Regions from separate parts of the Mus musculus genome. Here region 1 is linked to region 2. Evidence: chromatin loops called from intact Hi-C (ENCODE). Cell type or tissue: left cerebral cortex. All regions are shown on one strand. Each heading gives the region's core, and the rest is flanking DNA. Links, peaks and the distances in the headings are about the cores only.

Region 1 (4,397 bases), core at 304-4,303, 58 kb after region 2:
CTCAGTAGCTCCCTGCCCCTTCTTCTTGGTCTCCCCTTCTGCAGCTCCCTCATACCAAGGTACGTCCCTTCATTTCACCAAGCCTCTTGCCCTTCTGGCACACCCTTGCTTTGAAGCTCTCACTGTTTTCTTTCACTTTGCTTTGAAAATCCAACAAAGTTTTAGTTTTAAAGAAATCTTAGACTATTGGGAATGAACATACACACACTTTTATTTATTTATTTATTTATTTATTTATTTATGAGTCAGGATTTCTTTGTGCGGGCCTAGCTATGCTGAAACCAGTTCTGTAGACCAGACTGGCCTTGAACTCAGATCTGCCTACCTTTGCCTCCCAAGTGCTGGAATTAAAGGTGTGTACCACCACTGCCCAGTGACTGAAGCACTGTTACCATCAACATTTAAAGAGTTCTCACATTCCACCACATCTGTATACTGCCTGTGTTACTTACTTAACATGCACACGCACATGCACACACACACAAACATGTATATAATTTTTTAGGTTTGCTTTTCCTATTTACTTGCCAAAAAACTGCCATCAGTGTGACCAAGCAGTTTCTGTGTAGTATTTTTATTTAAAACACATTAAAATTAGGTGTTTGCAAGCTGGCAAGATGTTTCAGAAAGGAGAAGTGCTGGCCACACAAGCAGGACAGCCTGAGTTTGACCCCCTGAATCCCCAGTGGAAGAAGAGAACTGACTCCTGAAAGTTGTCCTCTGCGCCGCCCATAATAAAGAAATAAACAAATACAAAAATTAAATTAAAATTAGGGAGTGGAGAGATGGCTCCATTTGTAACGTGCTGGCCATGAAGCACAAGGACCTGACTTGGGATCTCCACTATTCGTGTAGAAAGCCAAGCTGGCAACACTCACCTGTAATCCCAGTGCCCAGTAGAGACAAGAGAGTTCCTGAGATTTGCCAACCATGTAATGTATTTGAACCAGTAAGCTCCAGGCTCGGAGAGACCCCTTGTCTCAAAAAATAAGATAGCATTTGAAGAAACACCATGTTGAACCCTGGGCTCTATAAGCATATGCGCAGATGTGAATGTATACATATGTACTTGTATACACGTGAATGTGTACCTGCACACATGTGAATATACATAAAAGTATTTAAATTAACAAAATCCAGCAAAAATCTAATTTTTTCCACTGAAAATCATATCACAGACTAGTTGGATCCCATGAACTTGACCTGGTGCCTTCACTTTGCAGATTAGGAAGCTGAGAACAAGAAAGGGTGAAGATCATATTTCCAGTTGAGAGTAGAGCTTCTACGTTGGCTTGCAGGCCAACAGGGAACTTTGGCCTAGTGCTCTCTACTGAGCCTAAGACCAGCACTTCCAAACACTTGTTTCCACGTTTCTCAAGATTTCCTGGCAACATAGCAGGCTCAGTCCTACATGGAACTCTCAAGAGCTGTTCTTCCTCTTAGCTTCCTCTTCCTGCTGCTGTGCAGGCTCCAAGCACTGCTAATCCTTGGACTCCCACCTTCAGTTGTTGAAGAGTTTGTTTCATTCCCTAATGAGCTGAGCTGTCAGAGGCAAGGTTGCTCTGTTGAAAGTAAGTGCCAGTCCCTCTACCACCTTGAAGCACTCTTAGTGTCTTCTATGTTCATGTTTGGGGCAATCTTGCTTACTGTCTCTCCTGTCTGGGTTTTTTTTTTTTTCCCCTACATGGTTTGTAAACCTTTGTTTTTAAAAAGAGATTTATTTATTTTTATTTTATGTATTTTGCCATCATATGTATAAATGAACCACGGGCAACATTATCCATTATCCAGTGAGAAGAGGGCGTGTGACTCCCTAGAACTACAGTCACAGATGATTATGAGCTGCTGTTGTGTGTGTGCTGAGAACCAAACCACGGACCTCTGCAAGAGCAGCCCGTGATCTCTTAACCACTGGGCAATCTCTCCAGCCCCAACTTCTTTTTAAAAGGAAGGTATTTCAGTAAACTGGACCCTACACAGCCTGCCTTCAAACCGTGGCATGCGATGTCTCTGTAACTGACTGAGTGAGAGAACAAGTCAAGCAAATGAGTTGTCTATGATTAACAGGGGCAGCATAAGGATTTGTGGGTTTAAAGGGCCCTGTTAATATTTATGTTGCAATTAAAAAAAAAAACACTTAATGTAAATTTCCTTCCTGTTTCGTGTCTCAAAGGTAATGGTACTCCAGAGTCAGCTGAGCTGCACTCCAGTTGTGTGTATAAGACATTCTCTATTCACAACAGCTGTGAAAATCCAGCTGTGTTTATTATTGGTCATAGATGGCATATAACGGAGGCATAATTTGTTAACCAAACAGTCTGTCTGAAGGAGAAACAAGAGGGTAATAACGCCATCAATTATTCTTTCAGGCCACTGACGCCTCCACATCCAGCTTTTAACTCCTGTATGTCTACTCTTAAGATGGCAAAAGTGTAAATCTGTAATATTGATGTTTTGGACATTGTTTAAAAGTGGTCAGGCTAGAATCCTGGGATTGTGTCTCGACTGCTTTTGTTTTATACAGGCTGGAATGTCTGTCACTTTGGACACTTAATGTGTTAGACTATTCAAGGTCAAGTTTTAATCTTCCTCAGTTGTCTTCTTGGCATCTGGGATGAGGAGAGGATGGGGGTTGATCCAGATATCATCTTTTCACAAATACCTCAGGTGACTTGAATGTAGTCTGGCCACAGACTACTTGGAGTACCCACACACAGTAAGATGGTTCACTCTTTTGATTGCCTGAGACATGCGTAGTGGATGCTTAATACATGTTCACTGAATAATGACATTGACTATGTGACTTTGTGTGTGAGTGTGAGTTGGTATGAACAGGTGATGTAAGCATTCCTGAAAAGGGCACCTTAGTATTGTACTTTGACACAATTCTGCAGTTTCTCTTTTCTGCTGTCTTGGTATATGATGTGAGACCTGCCTTACTGTTATTTTAGCATTAGTACACCTACTTACTTTGCAAAATCTAGTTACAAGAGTGATATGTACTCACTCACACAATTTGAAAACTTGGGATCAAAGACTCAAAGATGGAAGAAAGTGACCTTTAAGCCGTCCCCCAGAGACCCACTATTAACGTTGGCACGGGGTTCCATTCAATCACATGTAGCAGCCTTGCATGTTTAAATTAATAACATTACCACTCTCATTGCTCCATTTTTGGAAGTTTCCATAGGTTATGAAGGGGAATGGCATGTTTAAGGAGCAGAATTGCCTAAGTGGAGAGAGTTGTAAGAAAAAGCTGCAAGAAGGAGTAAAAGAAGAAGCTGTTGCGTGAACCCGACTTGGTGTCCGTGTCGTTCTTGTCTCTGCGGGTGGCAGGAGTCTGGCAGTACTCATTAAGCCAAGTTTCTAGTTGACATTTTATTTTTCTCATTAAGGCTCTTGGATAAGCAGCAAAAACTAACTTTCACCAACCGTGGCAAAAGGAGGCTCTCTAGGCAGGAGCTAGGAGGCAATGCTCATGGACTAATGGGAGATCAGGGACCTCCAATGCCAGTGGACACCACAAGAAGGCCACCCACAACAACTTATGTCCCTTGATGGTCCTCTCGGCTCAAGAATTCAAACCCTGGGAGACAGTAGTTATCATCGTCATGTTCTTGAACTTGACTACACAGTGTGCTCGGACTGTGTTGCAGCTCATGCAAGTGAAGTAGAGCAGACCATCCAGCAATCCCTCCTATACGTCTCTCTCCTTGGATAAGCCAGTTGGTGTGTGGGCCCCTTCCTAAGTTTGGGAACAACAGAAAGGACCAGTCTGGCAAGGTCTAGGGAGTGGTTTGATGAGCGCTTTGCTATGAGATATGCTGAATTTGAAATGTCTCGATGCTTCAAAATGTGTATGCTAGGCCTCTGGGTGCCCAGGTCCAAGTCACACTCTCTGCTTCAGCCTACAGACTCTCCCTATCCCCTGACCTGGGCCTTGGGAGGCTAGAGGAGGAAGTATGGTGGGTATCTATTTCCCTGGCTTCCTCCCTACAGGGCCGATGAGGGCCACTGAATCCTTCAGCCAGGTCGGATCATTTGTTTTCTCTCTGTGTCCTTTCCTTCCCTCTGTCCCATTCTTAAGTTCTGACTAGGCTTTTGCTTGTCCTGGAATTCTACCCAAACCCATATAATTTCCCTATGCTCTGTCCACCCCTCCTATTTGAATCTGAATGTATCACTAGTTTCTACCAGGGTCCTGGAAAACTGCTGCATTCCGAGCAGAAGCTCACTCGGGCCCTGTGCTTCCTGGGTCAGCTGCTTACAGGGGTAGCAGATGCTAAACGAGATGGTGAGTTTCTTCATAAGAATGCCACAAGATGAGGGGATTGAAACTGTTAGGAAACTCACTTGCCTTCTAGTAGAACAGAGATGGGCAAAAAGGATTCAGTGAA
Region 2 (4,397 bases), core at 323-4,322:
TAAAATGTGCATCTGTATCATTGTCTGCCAACTTCTCTTTAAGGAAAGTTTCAGAAAAACTGTTCCATTTTATTAAGCAAATATTTTTGATTGGTGGCCCATGCCACGGATTTTAAATGTTTTAAGGTATAAAGTTTCTATCCTGTCTGCTGCCCACTGTAGATTCATCCTTTGAGGACAAGCAGTGATATTCAGTTAGAGACAACATTCCTAGAGTTATTTAAAATTCTGGGAGGGGATTTTGGACTGACATAATGACTGGAGAATGCCACCAGGCCTGCCTCAGTCCTCCAGCTTTTTCATTGTATGTAATGAGGGGTCCTACCCATACTTAGAAAAGGATTACAAGTGCTATAGAACAATGAAGGATGAAAGTTCTCATGCTGAAATTCCCTGTTCTTCCCCCTCTCAATATAAGTACATTAAAATCGAAGCCTGATGATTTGGAAAGACTAAAGGCATATTATCAGCCACTTCCTATGTTGGGTAGAGAGATCTGTGTTGGAAGTCCCTGCTCTCATGTGCACTTTTTGTGTGTTTTAACTTAGTCATATAGTGTTAAACAGAAATTCTCTTCAAGAAGTGAGTTTAGCATTTGCTTAAAGATTGGCTCTGGGAACTTGCCAAGGTTTTCTACAAATGTTTTACAACCAGCAAAGGCACCCTCTGAGTCCTTCCATCTTCTCTTCAAGTCATTCAGTCATGACTTCCTAGAGCCAGTGCTGCTTCAGGGCCCAGCCCCCTCCAACAGGGAGTGGATGCCAGCACTGGTATGCAGCTGCTGTAGCGAACCATGAAAGCAATTTACTAGTTCTCCTTCCGGGGCCCTTTAAACTAATATGCACGAGCTGTGAACTAGCAGAACACTGTATAGCTGGAGTCTCTACCTTGGAGGGAGACTTCAAAGGATCCACACACCCGTGTTCTGCTAGCATATTAGGAAAGTGTGATACTTCAATCCCTGAGCATCAAGTAGTGTGCCTGGCTGTCAAGCTGAAATTATTTATGAGTGCCACCTGTCCCTATGGGGAACATGATAGGTTGTACTAACCACAGATTTGCTGTAGCACTTCATGGCTCAGGAGAATATAATGGTCTTAGTAAATATGAAATGAAAATAAAATCACAACCTGAGGATGCTGTTGACATAAACCCCATTTTTAAAATAACAGCAACTGACAGAGATCTTTCTGTGGACCAGGCATTGTCGCAGGTATTTGTGTACTGAATCATTTAACCACGTTCCCAGGACACAGGCATTAGTATGAAAGCCTTCTTTATAGATATGGAGACTGGAGCCTAGTGAGGTTTAGTAATTTCCACAAGTCTACAGAGCCAGGGTAAACTAGCTATCTACAGCATCTGTTTTATTCATTCACACGGTTGAGATAATGGTGGTACCTCCATTGTATTCTTTAGCTGAGTTTTTTAACAACTGTTGATTTTTTGATGGCCTATTCTCTTCTACAGAAAGTATAACCGGTTTTAATCTGCAAGAATGTAATGATTTCCAAATAGTTAATAAATATGAAAATTATTCCAAAAAATAAGATGTATGCTGATGTACTAGCATTCTTAAAAATGATGCAGACACCTTTGAAAGGGACAGAAGAAAGGAATAAAGTCCCTGAGATATATGATGACCCTGAACTAAAGAATTGTGTACAGACACCTCAGCATTAACAACATCCCAGGGTGCTTAAAGAGTCTGTTAATAACTAAAAAGCATAATGCGTAGGATATGCATGTAAGAGACTATTCCAAATAGTAGTAATACATCACTGAAGAAAAGAATTAGAGCTGGCAGCTTCTCAGCATCATTATAGTCCTAATTTAGACATGTTAATGAGCAGTATTTAATGTGAAGAACAAGTCATTAACGTGAAGAATAAATTCTCTAAAATTTTGCCTAAGTGATAACTAATGATAAAAACTTACTTTTTAAAAATAAAAGCAAGCTGGGCGTGGTGGGACATGCATTTAATCTCAGCACTCGGGAGGCAGAGGCAAGCAGATTTCTGAGTTCGAGGCCAGCCTGGTCTACAAAGTGAGTTCCAGGACAGCCACGGCTACACAGAGAAGCCCCATCTTGAAAAAACAAACAAACAAACAAGCAAGCAAATAAATAAATAAATAAATAAATAAATAAATAGAAGCAAAAGAGTGAGAGACATCCGTGGCTCATTCCTCATGGGGACGCAGGCAAGTGACAAAGCCGTAATGGTCGTCTGCGCTATGTTCCCTTCTGTCTCTTTTGTGCAGTCCATGCACGTTGCAGCACCTTCCAGACAGCAGAAGATTAGAACAGAAGACGAGCAGGGCGGATTGTCAGAACTCTACTCAGAGTTTAGAGGCTGGAGTGGGAGGCTGCTGTGAGCACATTCAATGAGAATCTTGTCCCAAATCAGCATGCCACCTCCTCTGTGGACTCTGTCAGTAGTAACTCGGCCACCCACCAGGGAGCTTCCTGCTGCATTTCAAACCCTTCTAGCATCTCCAGAACCTCCAGGACACTCTGGCAAGATGCACTCCGGCAGGCACCAAAGGTGAGAGGATAAGGGACCAAGAGGCTGTTATCAGCTTCCCTCTGACCTGAGCAAGTTGGCTGGTGCTTTGCTTCCTCTTAGGTGAGATAGTTTCCATCTCTAATAACTTATAGTCTTTTGAATATAACAGACTTACAAGCACATTGGAATGTAACAGACTTACAAACACATCGAACTCCTTTGCAGTCTGGATCATCTACCCAAAATCTTGCTTTATTTCCTCATCAACAAGAACCAAGAGTTCAGCTACTCTAGCCTCAGGTATAAGGAACTGCTTAACCTCGCTGGGCTCCAGCCACATGTCCCTAAGGCACTCATGATTCAAGCCCAGACTTAATGAAGGAAACTGTTTCCTTTATCATTTGGTCTGCTTTGTTTTGTTTCATTTTCTTTTATTTTTATTTTATATTGTTTTGTCCTAAACTATACAAAGCCATGTAGATGTAGGCTCCTAGACTAAGGAGTTGGTATAGTCCTGTAAATCCTTCACATTTAAAGAAGTGTCTCTAGAAAGTACATGACAGAGTTCAGATTAACTGTCTCTAACGACAGTATGGTGGGTCTCAGCATGTCTGAGCTTATGCTTCGTTTGGTTGATTCATAATGACAGTTTCAAAGCCTCTCATTAAGCTGCTAAACAACAGATATTCTTGCTCCCGCTAAAGCATAATGGCGCTCATAGTTCTCTGTATTAGCTAAATGAATGCCTTTATTTTAGGGAGAGGCATGGCCATAACTGAGAAAATCCTGCTTCCAGGCTTCCAGAAGAAAGACAGTGAGTGAGAAGGATAGTTGTGCTTAAGCCAGCCAGGCTGGGCTTGACCCGATCTGTGTCAGCTCCTTGAAAAGTTCAGTGGTAGCCCTCTATCGGCTTTGGTATACTGTCTGCGTGAGCAGAGTTGAGTGAGAGAAGAAAGGTCAGAAAGAGAAAAAAAAGTTCAAAGGAAAAAGTGAAAACTGACTGGACCAGAATAAAGCACCCTAATCGTCCCTGTGGCATTTTCCCGACACTGTGACTTGCCAAACCAAAGTCCCTAAAAGTGGAACTTAGGCACTAACTGTAAACGATAAAAGGTTTGAACAGATATTGAATACCTATTCATACCCAGCGTGTGCTTTATAGACATTGTTTAATTACCTCACAAAAATCTTTCTGAAATAAGATCTAAATTGACCTCAATTTTTATATTTTTAAAGTTACATTAAAAAAAAAAAAAAAGAAACTTCGCAGTATCTACTATGGACAGAGTCGGCAAATGTAACCAGGAACAAAGGCCAAGTATCCTTGGACATTCAAGGGGAGGACATGGATAGCAAAGGAAGGGCAAGCACATAGGAAGCACATGCGTGTCTGTAGCTCCTGCAGGAACATAAACTGTCTTGGCATAGGAGTGCTGTTGTCTTTCACTTTTCGTTGTTTGAGCTCTGTCCATTTATATACTAACTTTAGTCACTTTCCCGTCTTTCTCTTCCTGGAACTTTACTTCCTGCCAAGTCTCTCTGCACTATATTTTTATGTCTTCCTTTTGTGAATGGCGAATGACTTAAGAGTTTCTTGACTGAGCATAGGTGGGAGATCATCTATTGGAGCTAGAGCAACTTATTAGTGGCTACAATTACAGCTTCTTCAACAACACTTAATTGTATCAGTAGGCTTGGAGCCTCATATTGTGGCTATCATAGCAGATAACCACAGCACAGTAAGGTCACAGATACAATGGCTGGGCCATGCCCAGGGACATCTTCTTCTTTGGAAGAGTTTTCTTTAAACAGACCAGTCAGTGGAGGACTGAGTTGTGTGTTCAAGCAGAGACCAGAGTGACCACACAGAGATGCAACAGGAAGACCAGC

What was found. Peaks named below come from ENCODE experiments on the same cell type or tissue, not always from the same donor. Only the 100,000 strongest peaks of a DNase experiment are listed, where the experiment ranks them.
Region 1: it touches region 2 in a loop (2.1-fold over the local background); 2 of 42 quality-filtered maps call a loop at or near these places.

What each region holds. Positions count from the first base shown.
Region 1 is chr12:40,265,496-40,269,892 of GRCm38, reverse strand. No RefSeq gene overlaps it. Among named protein-coding and RNA genes, the nearest start is that of Gm40403, 20 kb to the right of the region's middle. In left cerebral cortex, for the core only: no CTCF peak of the experiment used is centred there; no DNase peak of the experiment used is centred there.
Region 2 is chr12:40,323,825-40,328,221 of GRCm38, reverse strand. The region is part of intron 7 of Zfp277 (zinc finger protein 277); the gene reads left to right. Among named protein-coding and RNA genes, the nearest start is that of Gm40403, 78 kb to the right of the region's middle. In left cerebral cortex, for the core only: no CTCF peak of the experiment used is centred there; a DNase peak (open chromatin) is centred at 2,396.